Regions from separate parts of the Homo sapiens genome. Here region 1 is linked to region 2. A link is an interaction called in ENCODE POLR2A ChIA-PET data of the cell type or tissue named here. Cell type or tissue: CD4-positive, alpha-beta T cell. All regions are shown on one strand. Each heading gives the region's core, and the rest is flanking DNA. Links, peaks and the distances in the headings are about the cores only.

What was found. Peaks named below come from ENCODE experiments on the same cell type or tissue, not always from the same donor. Only the 100,000 strongest peaks of a DNase experiment are listed, where the experiment ranks them.
Region 1: POLR2A ChIA-PET joins it to region 2 with 5 read pairs; 8 of 35 experiments call an interaction of 5 or more read pairs at or near these places.

The regions. Positions count from the first base shown.
Region 1 is chr19:47,277,840-47,288,039 of GRCh38, reverse strand. No RefSeq gene overlaps it. Among named protein-coding and RNA genes, the nearest start is that of INAFM1, 8.1 kb to the right of the region's middle. RefSeq lists a cis regulatory region at 9,507-9,644. In CD4-positive, alpha-beta T cell, for the core only: no CTCF peak of the experiment used is centred there; a DNase peak (open chromatin) is centred at 7,629.
Region 2 is chr19:47,166,509-47,179,602 of GRCh38, reverse strand. It overlaps SAE1 (SUMO1 activating enzyme subunit 1), which reads right to left. Exons shown (of 9, transcript NM_005500.3): 6 at 9,680-9,785. Among named protein-coding and RNA genes, the nearest start is that of SAE1, 42 kb to the right of the region's middle. In CD4-positive, alpha-beta T cell, for the core only: no CTCF peak of the experiment used is centred there; no DNase peak of the experiment used is centred there.

The DNA.
Region 1 (10,200 bases), core at 5,307-9,306, 110 kb before region 2:
AGCCAAAATCATGCCATTGCACTCCAGCCTGGGCGACAGGGTGAGACTTCATTAAAAAAAAAAAAAAAAAAAAAAATTACTGGAGCTCTACAACGGTGTCATCATGTCCTCCAAACTCCAGGGAAAACATGCCGGGTTTTCTAGAACTTTCTCTCACTTGGCTTGAGATGGGGAGAAGCACCTATCTCATCATCATCATGGGCAGCATTCCTACAACCCTTCCCAAACAAATTTTTTTTTTTTTTTTTTTTTGAGATGGAGTCTCACTCTGTTTCCCAGGCTGGAGTGCAGTGGTGCGATCTCAGCCCACTGCAACCTCTGCCTCCCAGGTTCAACTGATTCTCCTACCTCAGCCTCCCAAGGAGCTGGGATTACAGGCGCCTGCCACCACGCCCAGGTAATTTTTGTATTTTTAGTAGAGACGGGGTTTCGCCATGTTGGCCAGGCTGGTCTCGAACTCCTGACCTCAGGTGATATGCCCACCTCAGCCTCCCAAAGTGCTGGGATTACAGGCATGAGCCACCACACCTGGCCAGAAATATTCTTTATTAACAAAATTTATATTTTGTTAAAAGAAGTAGACATGGGGTCTTACTATGTTGGCCACACTGGTCTCAAACTCCTAGGCTCAAGCCATCCTCCCACTTCCACCTCCCAAAGTGCTGGGATTACAGGCATGAGCCACAACATGCAGCCCAAAGAAATCTTGATAATATTTATATAGGCTGGCTATATAAATTTATATATATATGTATATGTGTGTGTGTATATATATGTGTGTGCGTGTGTGTGTGTGTGTGTATATATATATACACATATATATATTTGAGAAGTTGGCTAAAGGTCAAAAAATATTTTAAGGCCAGAGCTTTGAGGAAGTCATATCCAGATTATTTATTTTATCTTTTTTTTTTTTTTTTTGAGATGGAGTTTTGCTTTTGCTACCCAGGCTGGGGTGCAATGGCGTTATCTCGGCTCACTGCAACATCTGCCTCCCAGGTTCAAGCAATTCCCCTGCCTCAGCCTCCGGAGTAGCTGGGATTACAGGTGCCCGCCACCATGCTCAGCTAATTTAAGTATTTTTAGTAGAAACGGGGTTTTGCCATGTTGGCCAGGCTGGTCTTAAACTCCTGACCTCTTGACATGCCCACCTCGGCCTCCCAAAGTGCTGGGATTACACGAGTGAGCCACCGCGCCCAGCTTTTTCATTATTTTTTAAAGACACAGTCTCACTCTGTCACCCATGATGGAGTACAGTGGCAAAATCTCAGCTCACTGCAACCTCTGCCTTCTAGGTTCAAGCAATTGTCCTGCCTCAGACTCCTGAGTAGCTGAGATTACAGACACCTGTCACCACGCCCAGCTAATTTTTGTATTTTTAGTAAAGACAGGGTTTCACCATGTTGGCCAGGCTGGTCTCAAACTCCTGACCTCAAGTGATCCACCCACCTCGGCCTCCCAAAGTGCTGAAATTACAGGCATGAGCCACCTCGCCTGGCCTCCAGATGATTTAACAGTCCTCTTTAGAATAGGGACACACTTGTCACATATTGCTGTCCCCCCTTTAAGGGACCTCAGTCTCCCAAGGAAACTTATTTGCCTGTTAAACTCACTTCATGGGTACATTTGGTGTTGTTTGTTTGTTTGTTTTTAGACTGAGTTTAGCTCTACGGCCCAGGCTGGAGTGCAGTGACGTGATCTCAGCTCACTGCAAACTCCTCCTCCCAGGTTCAAGTGATTATCCTACCTCAGCCTCCCAAGTGGCTGGGATTACAGGTGCCCACCACCAAGCCTGGCTAATTTTTTTTTTTTTTGTATTTTTAGTAGAGACGGGGTTTCATGAGAATTGCTTGAACCCGGGAGGTGGAGGCTGCAGTTAGCGGAGATCGTGCCACTGCACTCCAGCCTCGGCGATAGACTCAAAAAACAAAAAACAACAAAAAAAGGCACTAATTCCAAAAGGCCACACCTCCCAATATCATCACATTGAGGATTAGGACCAACCACTGTCTCCATCCATTCAGCGCTGCTATAAAATAATACCACAGGCCGGGCGCAGTGGCTCACAACTGTAATCCAAGCACTGTGGGAGGCTGAGGCGGGTGGATCACGTAAAGTCAGGAGTTCGAGACCAGCCTGGCCAACATGATGAAACCCTGTCTCTACTAAAAATATAAAAATTAGCCGGACGTGGTGGCGGGCACCTCTAATCTCAACTACTAGGGAGGCTGAGGCAGGAGAATCATTTGAACCCAGGAGACGGAGGTTGCAGTGAGCCGAAATCATGCCATTGCATTCCAGCCTGGGTGACAAGAGCAAAACTTCATCCCCCCAAAAAAATACTACAGGCTGGGTGCAGTGGCTCACACCTGTAATCCCAACACTTTGGGAAACTGGGAAGCCAAGGCAGGTGGATCACCTAAGGTCAGGAGTTTGAGACCAGCCTGGCCAACATGGTGAAACCCCGTACCTACTAAAAATACAAACAAAAATTAGCCAGGCATGGTGGCGGGTGCCTACAATCCCAGCTTCTCGGGAGGCTGAGGCAGGAGAATCGCTTGAACCCGGGAGGCTCAGGCTGCAATGAGCTGAGATTGCGCCACTGCACTCCAGCCTGGGCAACAAGAGTGAGACTCTGTCTCAAAAATAAATAAATAAATAAATAAAAATAAAAAATAAAATAACACCACAGCCTGGGTAATTTATAAAGAGAAATTTATTAGCTCATGGTTCTAGAGGCTGGGAAGTCCAATGTCAAGGTACTGGCAGGTTGGGTGATTCTGAAGCCAAGATACCTCCTTGAATTTATAAAGAGAAATTTATTAGCTCATGGTTCTAGAGGCTGGGAAGTCCAATGTCAAGGTACTGGCAGGTTGGGTGATTCTGAAGCCAAGATACCTCCTTGAATTCCTGCTCCACAGAGCAGGAATGCTTTATCTTTACATAGCAGAGAGCAGAAAGGCAAAGAGGCAAAAGGGGGCTGAACTTGCTCTTTTATAATAGTATTCATCTCACCCAGGTGTGGTGGCTCACACCTGCAATCCCAGCACTTTGGGAGGCCGATACAGGTGGATGGCTTCAGTCTAGGAGTTCAAGACCAGCCTGGCAACATAGCAAGACCCCCCATCTCTTCTAAATATTTTAAAAATTAGCTAGACATAGTGGTGCATGCCTGTGGTCCCAGCTACTTGGGAGGCTGAAATGGGAGGATCGCTTGAGCCCAGGAGTTCAAGGCTGCAGTGAGCCATGAGCAGGCCACTGCACTCCAGCCTGGGCAACAGGGCAAGACCCTGTCTAAAAAAGAAAGAATGAAAGAGTCTTGAGACTAGTAAGTTTGAGGATCGCTGCTCTATGTACAGCTGAGGTGAGTAAAGGCAATAGCTAAACTACACACACGCGCACACACACACACACACACACACACACACGTCTCCACCTCTCATCCCCACACTCCTACCTCCCACATCTCTGGAAGTGTCTGCAAACTCCCAGCAACTAAATGTAAAAATATAGATTAGTTTCCTCTGCTCAAAGTAGACAGGCGACCTCTAGTGGACAAAAAGGGTATTGATTGACAGCACACTATTTCTTTGCTGATTTTGTGGAGTCCGCTGAAATTCTAATAGCAGAGGGCACAGATGTCGCCTGAAATGAGAACTTTCTTTCAGTATATAAACCTTAAACCCTGCACCATGCCTCTTCTCATACACGTTCTCACACATGCACACACACACACACAGACCCACAGTCACACTCAATGTACAATCACACACAGACTCAACTAGACATGCACGCATACTTTTTTGACACAGGTCCTCGCTGTCACCACCCAGGCTGGATTGCAGCGGTGCAATTACAGTTCACTGCAGCCTTGACCTCCTAGGCTCAAGAGAGCCTCCTGCCTCAGCCTCCCAAGTAGCTGGGACCACAGGTGCACGCCACCGCACCCCGCTAATCTGCTAATCTTTTAATGTTTTGTAGAAACTTGGTCTTGCTATATTGCCCAGACTGGTCTTGAACTTGAGCTGAAGCAATCCTCTCACCTCGGCTTCCCAAAGTGCTGCGATTAGAGGAGCAAACACACTTTTATACACCCAATCACACAGATGCACACTGAAACAGTCAAATACACACATTCACACTTACATACTCACACTCACATATACACACTCAGTCACACAAAAACCACACCCTCATGCACAGACACACTCATCCAGGCCGTCACAAACACAAACACGCATTCGCCTAACCACACAACACTAAAAATAGCATGTCATTGACAATGGGAACTTACTAAATGAACGTCATTCTCTACTTTTAAAAAATTACCAGAAAGTTAGTTTTTTCCCTGAGCCATTAAATAAATGTTGAGCAAATAATTAAGATGAATCTAGGTTTGGCAGTGGGCCAAATTACAGGTCCGCAAGCCCTTAGCAGGAGTCCTTGGGGACAGATGAGTTGCAGAACTCAGAATTGTTCCAATTTTAGAAAGGCAATTTTGAGTGAATACCATGCATTATGTAACACTCTCAGAGGCCTGATGCAGGCGCCCCCTTCTCTCCCATCAGACGTGGTAATATTTTTGCAGCAAAAAATGTGAATATTCAGGGCTGGGCATAGTGGACGTGGTGGCTCACGCCTGTAATCCCAGCACTTTGGGAGGCCGAGGCGGGTGGATCACCTGAGGTCAGGAGTTCGAGACCAGCCTGGCCAACATGGTGAAACCCTGTCTCTACTAAAAATAAAAATTAGCCAGGCGTGGTGGTGCGTGCCTGTAATCCCGGCTACTCGGGAGGCTGAGGCAGGAGAATCGCTTGAACCTGGGAGGCGGAGGTTGCAGTGAGCCCAGATCGCACCATTGCACTCCAGCCTGGGCAACAAGAGCCAAACTCCGTCCCAAAAAATATATATATATATACAGATTTTGTTTGGTAGTTCCTCCATAAATGAAACACAGATTATCAGGCGGGGCATGGTAGCTCATGCCTGTAATCTCTTACACTTTGGGAGGCCAAGACAGGAGGATCACTTGAGCCCTGGAATTCAAAACCAGCCTGGACAACATAGGGAGATCCTGTCTCTACAAAAAAATAAAAATTTAGCCAGGCATGGTGGCGCACACCTGTAGTCCCAGCTCCTCAGGAGGCTGAGGCAGGAGGACTGTTTGAGCCCAGGAGTTGGAGGCTGCAGTGAGCTATGACTGCATCACTGAACTCCAGCCTGGGCAACAGAGCGAGACTCTGCCCAAAAAAAAGTTCAAACAAAATATTGTACATGCATGCTCACAGCAGCACTATTCACAATAGCCAGAAGGTGGAAGCAACCCAACTGTCTATCAACAAATGAACGGATAAACAAAATGTGCAAAATGTGGCCTATCCATACAATGGAAATTTTTTTTGGAGACAGAGTCTCACTCTGTCGCCCAGGCTGGAGTGCAGTGGTGCGATCTCAGCTCACTGCAACCTACACCTCCTGGTTCAAGCAATTCTCCTGTCTCAGCTTCCTGAATAGCTGGGATTACAGGTGTGCACCATTACACCTGGCTAATTTTTGTGTTTTTAGTAGATACTGGGTTTCACCATGTTGGCCAGGCTGGTCTTGAACTTCTGACCTCAGGTGATCCACGCACCTCGGCCTCCCAAAGTGCTGGAATTACAGGCATGAGCCACTGCGCCCGGCCAATGGAATGTTATTTAGCCATAAAAAGGAATGAAGCAGGCGGGCACGGTGGCTCACCCCTGTAATCCCAGCACTTTGGGAGGCCGAGGCAGGTGGATCTTGAGGTCAAGAGATTGAGACCAGCCTGGCTAACATGGTGAAACCCCGTCTCTACTAAAAACACACAAAAAAACTAGCTGGGCGTGGTGGCATGCGCCTGTAGTCTCAGCTACTAGGGAAGCTGAGGCAGAAGAATCACTTGAACCTGGGAGGCAGAGGTTGCAGTAAGCCGAGATTGCACCACTGCACTCCAGCCTGGTGACAGAGCAACACTCCGTCTCAAAAAAGAAAAAAGAAAAAAAAAAACAAGGAATGAAGCACTGATACTTGCTTTCACCCAGAAAAGCCTTGACAACAGGACGCTGCGGCCGGGTGCGGTGGTGCGGTGGCTCACGCCTGTAATCCCAACACTTTGGGAGGCCAAGGCGGGCGGATCACCAGGTCAGGAGATCAAGACCATCCTGGCTAACACAGTGAAACCTCGTTTCTACTAAAAACACAAAAAATTAGCCGGGCGTGGTCGCCAGCACCTGTAGGCCCAGCTACTCAGGAGGCTGAGGCAGGAGAATGGCATCAACCCGGGAGGCAGAGCTTACAGTGAGCCGAGATTGCGCCACTGCACTCCAGCCTGGGCGACAGAGCGAGACTCCATCTCAAAAAAAAAAAAAAGAAAAGAAAACATGACTCAAGTGAAATAAGCCAGACACAAAAGGCCCTGTATGTTATGATTGCTTTTATATAAAATGTCCAGAACAGGCATATTTATATAGACAGAAAGTAGATGAGTGCTCGCCAGGGGCTGAGGGGAGGGGGAATGGGGAGATGGTGTTTAATGGGTACGGGGTTTCATTTTGGGAAGACGAAAACATTTTAAAGATGAATGGTGGTGATGGTTGCACAACACTGTAAATGTACTTAGTGCCACGAAACTGTGCACTTTAAAGCAGTTAAAATGGGCCAGGCACAGTGGCTCATGCCTGTAATCCCAGCACTTTGGGAGGCCGAGGCAGTGGATCACCTGAGGTCAGGAGTTTGAGACCAGCCTGGCCAATATGGTGAAGCCTCGTCTCTACTAAAAATACAAAAATTAACCGGGCATGGTGGCACATACCTGTAATCCCAGCTACTTAGGAGGCTGAGGCAGGAGAATCACTTGAACCTGGGAGGTGGAGGTTGCAGTGAGCAGAGATCGCCCCACTGCACTCCAGCCTGGGTGGCAGAGCAAGACTCTGTCTCAAAAAAAAAAAAAAAGATGGTAAGATGATTAAAATGGTAACCTTTATGCTATGTGTATTTTTATCAGTATACACACACAACACACACACTTTTTTTTTTTTGAGACAAGGTCTCACTCTGTCACCCAGACTGGAGTGCAGTGATACAATCACAGCTCACTGCAGCCTCAACTCCTTAACTCAAGCAATCCTCCTGCCTCAGCCTCCAGAATAGCTGGGACTACAGGCACAAGCCATCACGCCTGGCTGATTTTTTATTTAGTGTACAGATGGGGTCTCGCTATGTTGCCCAGGCTAGTCTTGAACTCCTGAGCTCAAACATTTCTCCAGCCTCAGCCTCCCAAAATGCTGGGATTGCAGGTATGAGCCACCATGCCTTGCTTTTACTTTTTTCATTTTAAAAAAAAAAGTTTATTTTTATTTTGTAGAGACGGGGTCTCACTATGTTGCCCAGGTTGGGCTTGAACGCCTGGGCCCAAGTGATATTCCTGCCTTGGCCTCCCAGGGTGCTGGGAGGTGATCGCAGGTGTGAGCCTCTGCACCCAGCCCACACACGGATTTTTGACCACTTCTCCCCTCCTCCCCAGCCAACACTCTAGCACAGCCACCATGGTCTCTCACCTGAACCAGGGCGGTGGTGTCCTCATTGGGCTCCTGGCTTCCACCATCGCCCCCTGCAGTCCATTCTCCACATCGCAGTCAGAAGGTCTTGAGATCTGAATCAGCGCACACCCTCCTCACCTCAGAAGCCTCCCATGGCTCCCACCTCATCCAAAGTGCACATTGTGGCCGGGCACAGTGGCTCACGCCTGCAATCCCCGCACTCTGGGAGGCTGAGGCGGGTGGATCACTTGAGGTTAGGAGTTTGAGACCAGCTTTAGCAACATGGCGAAACCCTGTCTCTACTAAAAATACAAAAATTACCTGGGTGTGGTGGCACGTGCCTGAAATCCCAACTACTCAGGAGGCTGAGACTCGAGAGAATCACTTGAACCAGGGAGATGAAGGTTGCAGTGAGCCGAGATCGCGCCACTGCACTCCAGCCTAGGTGACAGAGTAAGACTGTCTCAAAAAAAAAAAAAAAATTGCATTCTGTGGTCCATGAGGCCCTGATCAAGCTGCCTGTCCTCTCTTGCCTCACCTCCTCCTCTTGCTCTCCCCACTCCCTCTTGCTTCAGCCACTCTGGCCTCTTCGCTATTCCTTCAACAAGCCAGGCACACCACCCCGAAGGTTTTTGCACTTACTGTTCCCTCAGCCCCCAGAGACCTGCCAGCCTCACCCTCACCAGTCTTGGGCTTCTACCCAGTAACCACACCCTCCATCATCCCCATCACCCTTACCCTGCTTTCACTCAAAGTTATGAATCACATTTCTTGTCTTTGTCCCCGCTAATATTTAGTTCCATTAAGAACAGGAATTTTTTTTTTTTTTCTTTGAGACAGAGTCTCACTCTGTCACCCAGGCTGGAATGTAGTGGTGCAACCTTGGCTCACTGCAACTTCCCCATCCTGGATTCAAGCAATTCTCCTGCCTCAGCCTCCCAAGTAGATGTGATTACAGGCACCCACCACCACGCCCAACTAATTTTTGTATTTTTAGTAGAGACGGGGTTTCACCATGTTGGCCAGGCTGGTCTGGAACTCCTGACTTCAGGTGATCCGCCCTCCTAGGTCTCTCAAAGTGCTGGGATTACAGGCATGAGCCACCGCACCCGGCTATTAACTGAATTTCTTGTCTGTGTTCCCACTAATATTCAGTTCCATTGAGAGCAGGAATTTTTTTTTTTTTGAGACAGGGTCTTGCTCTCTTGCCCAGGCTGGAGTGCGGTGGTACAGTCACAGCTCACTGCAACCTTGACCTCCAAGCAATCCTCTCACCTCAGCCTCCCGAGTAGCTGGGACTACAAGGCATGCACCACCATGCCCGGCTAATTTTTGTATTTTTTGTAGAGACAGGATCTCACTATGTTGTTCAGGATGGTCGCAAACTCATGACCTCAAGTGATCCTCCTGCTTTGGCCTCCCAAAGTGCTGGGGTTACAGGCATGAGCCATCACGCCCAGCCGAGAGCAGGAATTTTTGCCTGTTTTATTCACTCCTGTGTCTCCAGTGTTTAAAATAAGCTTTGGCACACAGCAGATGCTCAAAAAATAATTGTGGGTTTTGGGTGGGTTGTTTTTTTAGTTTTTTAGAGACAGGATCTTGCTGTTTCCCAGGCTGGAGTGAAGTAGTGCAATCATAGCTCACTGCAGCCTCGACCTCCTGGACTCAAGCAATCCTCTCCTCTCAGCCTCCTGAGTAGTTGGGACTACAGGCATGCACCACCACACCCAGCTAATTTTTTAATTTTTTGTCCAGATGAAGTCTTGCTGTGTTACACAGACTGGTCTCTAACTTCTGGCCTCAAGTGATCCTCTGGCTTTGGCCTCCCAAAGTGCTGAGATTACAAGCAAGAACCACTGTGCCCAGCCTCAAAAAATATTTGTTAAAAGGAAGATTAAACAATGGAGACCAAAAGAGAAACCAAGAGAAATAGGAGGAGAAAAGGAAGAGATAAAGGGAAGGAGACAGGGGACACTGAGACTAGGGACCTGGAAGCTGTGGGGTGCGGGGGCAGGGGAAGGGGAGCAAGGTGGAAGAAAGTGTTGGGGTAAGATAAGTGTGGAGGAGAGAAGAAAGAGAATCAGCTGGGGCTGGGCACAGTGTCTCACGCCTGTAATCCCAGCACTTTGGGAGGCCGAGGCGGGAAGCTCACTTGAGGTCAGGAGTTCAAGACTAGCCTGGCCACTCTGGTGAAACCCTCTCTCTATTAAAAATACAAAAATTATACGGGCATGGTGGTGGGCGCCTGTAATCCCACCGCCACTGCACTCCAGCCTGGGTAATAGAGCAAGACTCCATCTAAAAAAAAAAAAAAAAAAAAAAGAACGAGCTGGGGACAGAGAGCAATAGGGAGGACACAGAATGAGCAGAATGAGTCAGAGACATACAGAGTGGGAGAGAGAAACAATACCAAGAGACACCAGAGAGATAAACAGGACACAGAAAGACTGAGACGCAGAGAGACAAACACAGAAAGAGAAAAGAGCCAGGACACACAGCAACAAGGAAACGAAAGAGTAGGAAAAAATGGGGCTGGGAGAAGAGAGATGAAAACCAAAGAGAGGGGGGCCAGTGGGAACCGAAATGGAGAGGCCCCTCCCTCAAACTCACCATTTGCTGGTGGCCAGGGCTTTGGACTGAC
Region 2 (13,094 bases), core at 4,365-8,364:
CTGCACTCCAGCCTGGGGTACAGAGCAAGACCTCATCTGAAAACAAAATCCCTACTAAGCAGAGTTCAATATTTATTTAGAGTTTTTCTTTTTTTTTTTTTCTTAAGATGCTCTGTCACCCAGGCTGGAGTGCAATGGAGCAACCTCGGCTCACTGCAACCTCTGCCTCCAGGGTTCAAGCAATTCTCCTGCCTCAGCCTCCCAAGTAGCTAGGATTATAGGAGTGTGCCACCATGTCTGGCTAATTTTTTTGTACTTTAGTAGAGACAGGGTTTCACCATGTTGCCCAGGCTGGTCTCAAACTTCTGAGCTCAGGCAATCCACCTGCTTCAGCCTCCCAAAGTGCTAGGATTACAGGCGTGAGCCATCGCGACCGGCTAGAGATTTTTCTTTCTTTTTTTTTTTTTTTTGGAGACAGAGCCTTGTTCTGTCGCCCATGCTGGAGTGCAGTGGTGAGATCTCGGCTCACTGCAAGCTCTGCCTCCCGGGTTCACACCATTCTCCTGCCTCAGCCTCCCAAGTAGCTGAGACTACAGACGCCCGCCACCACGCCCGGCTAATTTTTGTATTTTTAGTAGAGACGAGGTTTCACCGTGTCAGCCAGGATGGTCTCGATCTCCTGACCCTGTGAGCCACCCACCTCAGCCTCCCAAAGTGCTGGGATTACAGGCATAAGCCACCGCGCCAGGTGAGATTTTTCTTTACTTTGAGGGTATGCAGTCAAAATACTATATTGAACAGCTACTTGGGTTAGCTCCTTTTTCCTCCCTGCTTCAGTGCACAAATGTAATTTGAAATACAGTGCTTAACACATTTTAAAAGAAAAACGCAGGCTATGCACGATGGCTCATGCCTATAAACTCAGCACCTGGAAGGCCGAGGTGCATGGATCACTTGAGGTCAAGAGTTCGAGACCAGCCTGGCCAACATGGCGAAACCCTGTCTCCACTAAAAATACAAAAATTAGCCAGGCATGGTGGCGTGTGCCTGTGATCCCCACTACTTGGAGGCTGAGGCAGGAGAATTGCACGAATCCAAAAGGCGGAGGTTGCAATGAGCTGAGATTGCACCTGCAACTCCAGCCTGGGCAACAAAGCTAGACTCTGTCTCAAAAATAAAATAAACATAAACGAGTAAGCAAAGGCTTTGACCTGGGAAATGGGCTTCCCTTTCCTATGACAGTACTTTCCCCTAACTTGGCTGATTTGAGAAACCTGGGTGCTATAGAAAAATGCAGACATGCAAGTCACTCCTAGCTATCTGGATTCAGTAATGTGAGCTACAAGCAGGCACTCCGCATTTTTCAACGGTTTCCTCAGTGATTCTGACTGATAGATAGATAGATTTCTTTTTTTTTTTTGGAGATGGAGTCTTGCCCTGTCGTCAGGCTGGAGTGCAGTGGCGCGACCTCAGCTCACTGCAACCTCTGCCTTCCAGGTTTTCAAGCGATTCTCCTGCCTCCCCCTCCCGAGTAGCTGGGACTACAGGCGCACACCACCATGCCCAGCTAATTTTTGTATTTTTAGTAGAGATGGGGTTTCACTATGTTGGCCAGGATGGTCTCGATCTCTTGACCTCATGATCTGCCCACCTCAGTCTCTCAAAGTGCTGGGATTACAGGCGTGAGCCACCGCGCCTGGCCAGATTCTGATATTCTATCAATAGGGAAACCACTAGCCTGCTCTCTCCAAGCTCCAGTCCCCTCCGAGGCTCAGCCTCTATCCTGCTGGCCCTGTGCATGTGTTGCTCTGCAATATTCTTCCCTCTTTCCCACCTGGCAAATACCTGTTCCGAGAAATACAGCTCAGATCTCCCCTCCTCTGTCAAGACTTCACAACTCCCCAAAGATGGTCAGACCTTCAGTTTCCTAAGTTCCCATAATAAATTACTTTGATTATTATGGAATAATGCAAATGTATTTAAAAACAGAACAACGAGCCAGGCAGGGTGGTGCTTTCCTATAGTCCCTCTTTGGGAAACTGAGGTGAGAGGATTTCTTGAGGCCAGGAGTTCAAGGCCAGCCTGGGCAACATAGCAAGACCTCCCTGCCCCAATCTGTACAAACAGATTTTTTAAAATAGCTGGACATGGTGGCACACGCCTGTAGTCCCAGCTACTTTGCAGGTCGAGGTGAGAGGATAACTTGAGCCCAGGAGTTCAAGGCTATAGTGAGTTATGATTGTGCCACCACACTCCAGCCTGGAAAGCAGAGCAAGACCCTGTTTTGGGGGGGAAAAAAAACAAACAAAAACCAGGAACAACACATGATAGTTTCTATAGCCCTCTGTTATAGCTGTCCTCACAAGGAGTAGAATTATTTGTTTGTCTTTCACATTGGCAAGAACACTTATTCTATTCCTCTTCCTCTGATTAGTCCCAGCTATGAGATCTGGTACATAGCAGGTGCTCACAAAATGTTTGGTCTAAGAATATTTTCAGCTTCAATTCTGTGGCTCAAAGATGGTCTAAGTACTTTTCCATAACTCATCAGAACAGAGACTGAGCAAGTTAAGATTGCCAAGAATTCTCTGATAAGTATTCTCATCTTGAGATGAAGTCCATTTCTTCCTGCTCTAGGCTAAACCTGTATGTTATTGTTCATGCTGGTAAGTGAATGCTGTTTCCATACCAGACTCGGTATTTTTAGCACTCCTGTTATGATAAACTCACAGTAACCTCAAAAAGAACAAATCAAAGTCATTTTTTTGCCACAGGAAACCAGCTCACGCTTACTGTTTTGCAACATGCCATGGGAGAATAATAAAAAGAAGAGACCTTTTGCTCACAGATGGCGAGGCCAACTCTCAAGACAGTGGAAAAATGCAGCAGGAAGCGTACAGTCTGGCCACTAACTTATTAAGTAAACTGGAAAAACACCCAATATCTAAACATGGCAAGCACATGCATGCGGACAGCAGGTGGCTGAATTGTGAATGGGGCAATAAAAAACATCTACCTGTGAGTGAGAGCCCAGGGCAACATTGGAATCAAAAGCCTGATGGGTGCCACAGGGGTAGGCATGCAGGCAAAAGGACCCTGTGGGGACTCCAGTGGGCACACTACTCTCCCTCTACAATAGGGCAAATGACCAGACAAGCAAAAACCACTCATGCAAAAAATATTTATTTATTGAGCACCTACTATGTGCGCCATTAGGCAATAGTGAAACAAAATCAGGTTTCTTTGTGAGATATTCTTAGGTATGCATCCCAGCCAAGCACCTTGTCCCCACTAGGAATTCCTAAGGCATCGTCAGTCACATTAGTCATGTTCCTAGAAACAATTTTGGAAACAAATTCCAAGCACTGGGAAAAATGGAAAATAAGCATGCCTTTCAAGATGAGACTGGTCATAGATGACGGTACATCCAAAGGAATATAACATCATGCTGCCAAGAAAGCAAAAGAGGCCACTTTTGTATGTATGCTCTTCCCCTACCATTTACGCCATCAAGTGTACACAAGCAAGTTCCCAACCGGTGTTTCACAGTTTGATTACATAAACACAAATGATTATAATTGTTAACCATTGTTCAACAAGATACTAAAAAACTTAACAGTAGTTCTCCTAGAAATTTAGAAGACAAAAAAATGGGAAGGGTTTAACAAAGAAAACTTTTTCTGCCTTCAAAAACTTTGAAGACTTTTTACTATGATGCTTATCTAACAGAAATACAATTCAAATGTTTCTTGGGGAAAAAGAAGACAATTATCTGGGCCTGAATTCAGATAATCTTTGTGTCTAAAACTATCTGCACCAGAGTTTTTTCTACTATGGTGGTGATCCTGTTTCCCTAACTCACAGAACTCCAGATCTGAAATTTAATGAGATATATTAGTTTAGAGATATTTTATTTATTTTATTTTGAGACAGAGTCTCGTTCTGTTGCCCAGGCTGGAGTGCAGTGGCACGATCTCGGCTCACTGCAACCTTGCCTCCTAGGTTCAAGAGATTCTCTCACCTCAGCCTCCCAAGTAGCTGGGACTACAGGCATGTGCCACCATGCCTGGCTAATTTTTGTGTTTTTTAGTAGAGACGGGATTTCACCATCTTGGCCAGGCTGCCCTCGAACTCCTGACTTCAAATGATCTGCCCACCTCAGCCTCACAATGTGCTGGGATTACAGGCATAAGCCACCGCGCCCAGACTACAGATATATCTTAAATATGTTGAAAACTAAGTCCACAGGTAAAACAAACCTCATGGTCTAAATTCTGACTGTCTATAAAACCACGGATATGACTTTCGGCAATCACAACCATGCTCAACCTTGGTCTCCTTATAGGAAAATGGGATAACAACTATACTTCAAAGATTGTCACAAGACTGTGAGAAAATATATCAACTTAGGTGCCAGGAACATGGAAACAAGAGTAGTGCCTACAAAGTTTACCACTCAACTTGGATATCCCCCAAAGCCACCCTGCATCCTGAAATCAGAATGTTACTGAGGCTTGACTTTACAGTAGGCAAAAAAAAAAAAAAAAAAAAAAAATCAAGGCCACTTTTAAATTATTTCCACTTCTAATGTGCTAACTTTGATCTTAAAAATCCTTCCTGATGCTACACAATATGTGATTGTAAATGTTCTCACTGCCGGGCACGGTGCCTCACGCCTGTAATCTCAGCACTTTGGGAGACCGAGGCAGGAGGATCACCTGAGGTCAGGAGTTTGAGACCAGCCTGGCCAACATGGTGAAACCCCGTCTCTACTAAAAATACAAAAATGTGGCCAGGCGCGGTGGCTCACGCCTGTAATCCCAGCACTTTGGGAGGCTGAGGCAGGCGGATCACGAGGTCAGAACATCGAGACCATCCTGGCTAACATGGTGAAACCCCGTCTCTACTAAAAATACAAAAAAATTAGCCGGGCATGGTGGCGGGCACCTGTAGTCCCAGCTACTCGGGAGGCTGAGGCAGGAGAATGGCGTGAACCCGGGAGGCAGAGCTTGCAGTGAGCTGAGATCATGCCACTGCACTCCAGGCTGGGAGACAGAGCGAGACTCCGTCTCACAAAAAAAAAAAAAAAAAAAAAAAAATTTGCCAGGCGTGGTGACATATGCCTGTAATCCCAGCTACTCAGAAGGCTGAGGCAGGAGAATTGCTTAAACCTGGGAGGTGGAGGTTGTGGTGAACCGAGATCGCACCATTGCACTCCAGCCTGGTCAACAAGAGCGAAACTCCATCTCAGAAAAAAACAAAATAAAATAAAACATTGTATGATTATTACTGACCTATACGCTTAAGTTATAATGGTAAATTTTATGTTATGTGCTTTTCACCACACCAAAAAAAAAAAAAAAGAAAAAGAAAAAAGAAAAGAAATTTACTGCACATAGTTTTAATGTTTTGATTACCATATCCAAAGCCCTGGAACTCAAAACTGAAAAAGACAGATAATTAATGCCATCTGGGAGAGAGTGGTAAACATGATAGGATATATTATCCAGCAAAGGGTCATAGGCACTCATGAGACTGTTGCCATAATACCCACTGAGGGATGGAATTAAGGGTAAACAGGCTGGGCGAAGTGGCTCACGTCTGTAATCCCAGCACTTTGGGAGGCCGAGGCGGGTGGATCACGAGGTCAGGAGTTCGAGACCATCCTGGCTAACGCGGTGAAACCCCGTCTCTACTAAAAATACAAAAAATTAGCCAGGCATAGTGGCAGGCGCCTGTAGTCCCAGCTAGTCGGGAGGCTGAGGCAGGAGAATGGCGTGAACCCAGGAGGCTGAGCTTGCAGTGAGCTGAGATTGCACCACTGCACTCCAGCCTGGGTGACAGAGAGAGACTCCGTCTCAAAAAAAAAAAAAAAAGAAAAGAAAGAAAAGAAAGGAGTCAACTGGCCTTTGAGTTTAGCATAATCCAGTGGTTCTCAACTGGGGACATGTGGCAGTGGTGTCTGGAAACATTTTTTGATGTTAGAGCTGGGTGGGGAGATATTACTGGCATCTAGTGAGTAGAGGATAGGGGTGTTACTAAATATCCCACAGTGCACAGGACAGTCCCCCGTGACAGTGTTATCCAGCACAGAATGTCAGTAGTGTGCTGAAGTGAGGAAATCCTGATTTTATCCTCTGCAGTTTCCAGAGTATTTTCTCATCCATCTCAACATCACAGGGGTCATTGAACTGAGGGGACAAAACTGATATCTAGGAGCAAAGTGAATATTCAGTGCAGGTGCTACTGGACATCAGCATCAGAAGTTACGGGGTTGGAGGGGTGGACAGGTGGTTGAGGAAGAAACAGTAGCTATATGACTTCTGTGGCAGGCAGTGGTGCATGGTTGTTCCGAACAAGACTTTGGGCCGGGCGCGGTGGCTCACGCCTCTAATCCCAGCACTTTGGGAGGCCGAGGCAGGCGGTTCACGAGGTCAAGAGTTCGAGACCAGCCTGGCCAACACGGTGGAACCCTGCCTCTACTAAGAATACAAAAATTAGCTGGGTGTGGTGGTGCGTGCCTGTAGAATCGCTCGAACCCAGGAGGCAGAAGTTGCAGTGAGCCAAGATCGCCCCACTGCACTCCTACCTGGGTGATAGAGCAAGACTCTGTCTCTGGGGAAAAAGAAAAAGAACAAGACCTTTGGAATCAAAACAGACCTGGCTTCCAGTGGGCACTGCCATTTTGTTTTAGATGGGTGATCTTGAGCCACTGACTTTAAATTCCCTGAGCCTCAGATTCCCCTCTGTAGCTGGTGGTGTTAATAGCACTTGCCTGAGGGCCTTTGTGAGATGAAGGTGATATACATGGAAAACGCCCGGCACAGAGCAAGTCCTAGAGAACTCTGTCATCCGTGAAGATATGTGCTTTTTTTCTTTTCTCTTTTTTTTTTTTGGCGTGTACACTTTTCAACTCTGGAGTAGATGATCTGTGATTGACTCTGTTTCTCCCCCTTTTTTTTGGAGATGGAGTTCAGCTCTGTCACCCAGGCTGGAGTGCTTTGGCATGATCTCGGATTCTGCAACTTTTGCCTCCTAGGTTTAAGTGCTTCTGCCTCAGCCTCCCGAGTAGCTGGGATTACAGGCGCACACCACCTCATCCGGCTAATTTTTGTATTTTTAGTAGCCCAGCCCAGTTGACTCCTTTCATAAGCAGCAGTTAGAGATGCTCAAGTCAAACCCAAACCTTGGCAAATTAGCGCCATTGTTTCCTGAGGGCTTTCTATGTGCGAGGCAGTGAGCAACAAGCTTCTCCCAAAGGGCCCAGGCACTGTTCCCACATGGAAAAGACTCTGCTCTTACTGCTGGTGCCTCTTCCACACCTGATCCCACTATCAAGAGGAGGCATTTTCTGAGTGCAGCCCACTCACATGCAACACTCATTCCTGCTCAACCCATTTATTTCTACACAAATGGATATTCGGGACTTTCAAATAGTTCATCCAGCTGAGCGTGGTGGCTCACGCCTGTAATCCCAGCACTTCGGGAGGCCGAGGCAGGTGGATCATCTGAGGTTGGGAGTTTGAGGCCAGCCTGGCCAACATGGTGAAACCCCGTTTCTACTAAAAATACAAAAATTAGCTGGGTGTGCTGGTGGGCACCTGTAATCCCAGCTACTCGGGAGGCTGAGGCGGGGAAACTGTTTGAACCGGGAGGTGGAGGTTGCAGTGAGCCAAGATTGCACCACTGCACTCCAGCCTGGGTGACAGAGTGAGACTCCGTCTCAAAAAAATAAATGCATAAATAACATTAAAAAAAATACTTTTTAAAAAACTACCATGCCTGTAATCCCAGCACTTTGGGAGGCTGAGGTGGGCAGATCACCTGGGGTCAGGAGTTCAAGACCAGCCTGGCCAACATGGTGAAACCCTGTCTCTACTAAAATACAAAAATTAGCGCAGCCAGGTGCAGTGGCTCACGTCTGTAATCCCAACACTTTGGGAGACTGAGGTGGGCAGATCACCTGAGGTCAGGAGTTCGAGACCAGCCTGGCCAAGATGGTGAAAATACAAAAAAAATACAAAAATACTAAAAATACAAAAAATTAGCCAAGCGTGGTGGCAGGTGCCTGTGATCCCAGCTACTCAGGATGCTGAGGCAGGAGAATCGCTTGAACCTGGGAGGTGGAGGTTGCAGTGAGCCAAGATCACGCCACTGCTCTCCTGGGCAACAGAGTGAGACTCCATCTCAAAAAAAAAGAAAATTAGCTGGGCATGGTGGTGCCCGCCTGTATTTCAGCTACTCGGGAGGCTGAGGCAGGAGAATTGCTTGAGCCTGGGAGGCAGAGGTTGCAGTGTGCCAAGATCGTGCCACTGCACTCCAGCCTGGGCGACAGAGCTAGACTCCGTCTCCAAAAAAAAAATTAAAATAAAAATTAAAAGTGCCAGGTTTGCCAGGCGCGGTGGCTCACACCTGTAATCACAGCACTTTGGGGGGCTGAGGTGGGCGGATCACGAGGTCAAGAGAGTGAGCCCAACCTGGCCAACATGGTGAAACCCTGTCTCTACTAAAAATATAAAAATTAGCTGGGTGTGGTGGCACGCGCCTGCAGTCCCAGCTACTCGGGAGGCTGAGGCAGAAGAATCGCTTGAACCCAGGAGGCAGAGGTTACAGTGAGCCAAGATCACACCACTGCACTCCAGCCTGGGGACAGAGCGAGACTCCATCTCAAAAACAAACAAAAAAGTGCCAGGTACAGGAAGAACACTGAAAAGCCAACCAATACTTACTAACAGTCTCTTGACCACCAGCAAAGATGGACTGATAAGTAGTTCATTAATAGCAAGAGGAAAAACAACCCCACCTTTCATAAGCGTGAGGATGGTTTTGAGGCAGAGAAAGAATTCTGAAGAGGGGAACAAGCACTGGTGGCTTACGCCTTTAACTCCAGCACTTTGGAAGGCCAACGCGGGGATTTCACTAGAGCTCAGGAGTTCAAGTCCAGCCTGGCTACATGGAGAAACTTCGCTTCTACAAAAAAATACAAAAACTAGCTGGGCACAGTGGCGTGTGCTTGTAGTACCAGCTACTCAGGAGCCTGAGGCATGGGGAGCACTTAAGCCCAGGAAGTAGAGGCTACAGTGAACCATGATAGCGCTACTGCATTCCAGCCTGGGTGACAGAGCAAGACTCTGTCTCAAAAAAAAAAAAAAAAAAAAAGGCGGGGGGCGGTGAAGAGAAGTTGGTTGATCAGGCTTCACATGGTGGCTCATGCCTATAATCTCAGAACTTCAGGGCCTGGGCATCATGGTGAAACCCCATCTCTACTCAAAATACAAAAATTAGCCGGGCGCAGTGGTGCATGCCTGTCATCCCAGCTTCTGGGGACACTAAGACACCAGAATCGCTTCAACCCAGGAGGTGGAGGTTGCAGTGAGCCAAGATTGCACCCCACTGCACTCCAGTCTGGGTGACAGAGCAAGACTCTGTCTCAAAAAAAGAAAAAAGAAAAAAAAAGAGGTTTCTCAATCTGTGACCTGTAACACTATTACCATAAGGTCAACTTGACAGGGAGGTCATTTCAACAAGTAAAAAAAGGAGAAGTCATTAGAACCCAGAGCTCAATGGTAGACCTCACCCCCTTCAAGTGACCACCCCTTTCTCAAGTGATCACTGAGAACTAGCCAATGAAGAATGCCACCCAAGGCAAACATCACAAAACCATCTGGACCTTGCAACCACATTTGCAGAAATCAGAGCCAAAAGCTCTCCCGGGGTAAGTTGTGCTTTGAGACCTCACCTTGAAGGAGAAAGTAGTCGGAGGTCGTGCGCTTCAGAGCAGCCTTTGCTTTCTCACTGCTCCAGTCCACCTCCAGGGCTTCTTTAACAGGGCAGAAGACCACCTTCTGTGGAAAAAAGGCAGAACTGCTTAGGAATAACATATGCTGGCTTCCAATCACAAGGCAGTTGCTCTTCTCTATTGCAGAAAAATCTCATTATTTAAAGTTTACTGACCATTAAAAGAAGCAGGGGCCATTTGATCCAAGAAATGCTTATTGAACACTCACTGTGTGCTTCTGTAGAGGCTGGGGATGGACAACACAAACTCCCTGCACTGAAGGAAGACAGAGCCAAGCTTCCAAAGACCTGCTTCCACTCTGGCCCTTTAACTCTCACTGGGCCAGGCGCGGTGGGTCACACCTGTAATCCCAACACTTTGGAGACCGAGGCAGGCGGATCACATGAGGTCAGGAGTTCGAGACCAGCCTGGCCAACATGGTGAAACCCCCGTCTCTACAAATATACAAAAATTAGCTAGGCATGCTGGCGGCCGCCTGTAGTCCCAGATACTTGGGAGGCTGAGGCAGGAGAATCGCTTGAACCCAGGAGGTGGAGTTTGCAGCGAGCCAAGATCGCGTCACTGCACTCCAGCCTCTGGATGAAGGAGTAAGACTCCTCAAAAAAACCAAAACAAAACTAAAAAACCTCTGGCTGTATTCATACTACAGGAATACTTCCACAATGAGGGGCAAGAATGTAAGTCTAACAATATTCTATAAAACATTTTTGTAATAGTAAACAAAAACAAAAATTAAATGTTTCTTGGCAGAGGAATGGTATAATGATGATGGATGACATAATAAATAACAGCAAGAGAAACAATAAAAGGGATGGGACAATGCTCCAGGTTGTGGAAACAGGAACAGCATTTGCAAAAAGCCCAGTAATAGGCAGAAGGATGGCTAGGACCTACAAAGCTCAATCAAATTATCTTGATAAATGCAATGACATATATTTTACTTTGAAATACCATTTACAAGTCCAGGCACAGTGGCTCACGCCTGTGATCCTAGCACTTTGGGAGGCCGAGGCGGGTGGATCGCCTGAGGTCAGGAGTTCAAGACCAGCCTGACCAACATAGTGAAACCCCGTCTCTATTAAAAATACAAAAATTAGTTGGACGTGGTGGCAGGCACCTGTAATCCCAACTACCTGGGAGGCTGAGGCAGGAGAATCGCTTGAACCTAGGAGGGGGGAGGTTGCAGTGAGCTGAGATCGCGCCATTGCACTCCAGCCTCAGCAACAAGAGCGAAACTCTGTCTCAAAAACAACAACAACAACACATTTATGGCTGAGTGTGGTGGCTCACTTTTGTAATCTCAGCACTCTGGCAGGCCAAAGTGGCATGATCACCTGAGTCCAGGAGTCAAATAACAGCCTGGGCAACAAAGTGAGACCCCAATCTCTACAAGTTAGCTGGGTGCAGTGGCATGCACCTGTGGTACCAGCTTCACAGGAGGCTGAGGCAAGAGAACTGTTTTAGCACAGGAGGTCGAGGCTGCAGTGAGCCAGATCGTACCACTGCACTCCAGCCTGGGTGACAGAAAAAACAGAGAGAGAGAGAAAAAAATACAGACTGAAATATTTGGAAATGACACATGTGGCATCATGCTGGGACCACTTTCACAAATGGTTCGCATATAAACACACATACAAAAAAACAGTTTTTTGTTTTAAACATTTTTTTTTTCCAGACAGTCTCCCCCTCTGTCACCCAGGCTGGAGTGCAGTGCATGATCTCAGCTCGCTGCAACCTCCGTGTCCTGGGTTCAAGCAATTCTCGTGCCTCAGCGCCCCCAGTAGCTGGGATTACAGATGCATGCCACCACGCCCAGCTAATTTTTGTATTTTTAGTAGAGACAGGATTTCACTATATTGCCCAGGCTAGTCTCAAACTCCTGACCTTAGGTGATCTGCCTGCCTCGGTCTCCCAAAGTGTTGGGATTATAGGCGTGAGCCACTGTGCCTAGCCAGAAAAAAGCAGTTCTTAGAACTAGCTACCCTTAAGAAGTTTAAGATAGCCAAGCTGGGGGAACACTGTTAGATCCCGTCTCTAAAAAAAATTATTTTAGGCCAGGCGTGGTATAGACTCTGTGTCTCTATATTTTAAAAAGGTTGGTGGTGGGCGGTGGGGGGGATGCAAATAATTTCAAACTTACAGAGGTGTCTTTCTTCCTCCCTCTCTCTCCATACCCTCCCAACCAGATATTTAAAGAACAGAGAGACAAGATGATAACAGCATAATTTGGGAAGCTAAGTGAACCAAGATCTATCAGTTACCAGGCAGTTTACAAAGCTTGCTAAGGATGCATATAGATTTGACAGATAAAAGTTCAAATTGTTGGCTGGGCGCAGTGGCTCACACCTGTAATCCCAGCACTTTGGGAGGCCAAGGCGGGCAGATCACAAGGTCAGGAGATCGAGACCATCCTGGCTAACATGGCGAAACTCCGTCTCTACTAAAAATACAAAAAAATTAGCCAGGCGTGGTGGCAGGCACCTGCAGTCCCAGCTACTCGGGAGGCTGAGGCAGGAGAATGGCGTGAACCCATCGTGCCACTACACCCCAGCCTGGGGGACAGAGCGAGACTCTCAAAAAAAAAAAAAATACAAAAATTATCTGGGCGCAGGCCGGGTGTGGTGGCTCACACCTGTAATCCTAGCATTTTGGGAGGCCAAGGCGGGTGGATCACTAGAGGTCAGGAATTGGAGACCAGCCTGGCCAACACGGTGAAACCCTGTCTCTACTAAAAATACAAAAAAATTAGCTGGGTGTGGTGGCAGGCACCTGTAATCCCAGCTGCTCAGGAAGCTGAGGGAGCAGAATCACTTGGACCCAGGAGGTGGAGGTTGCAGCGAGCCAAGGTCACACCACTACACTCCAGCCTGGGCAACAAGGTGAGACGCCGTCTCAAAAAAAAAAAAGTTCAAATTGCTAGTGAAGATTAAACAGTCATGTTTAGGTGGCTTTCCTTTAGGAGTTAAATCCATTGTTAAAGATAGTATACAAGATGTTTTCACTGCCCTCAAATCTTTTGGTCAATGGGTCTGTTTGACCTCAAAAGATAAGTCATGAAGTCGGCCTGGTGACATTTTATGCCTGCTATATAGACCACCAGGCCCTTCTCAACAAGTCTGAAAATACACATCAAGTCATTTGCAATATGGTCTGGGAATGCCATCAGAATGAGGAAACACAGTATTACCAGGCAGGTTTCAAAAATTACCAAGAGCTCAATTCGGAGTCTTTGTTGTTTGCCTGACTATAAGCAACGAACCAACTAATATGTTAGGCTACTATATGATGAAACGGAGTTGGGGGTGGAGGTTGTGTTTTAGAATCTCAGTCCCAGGCAGGTCTTGCCTGTTAGCTA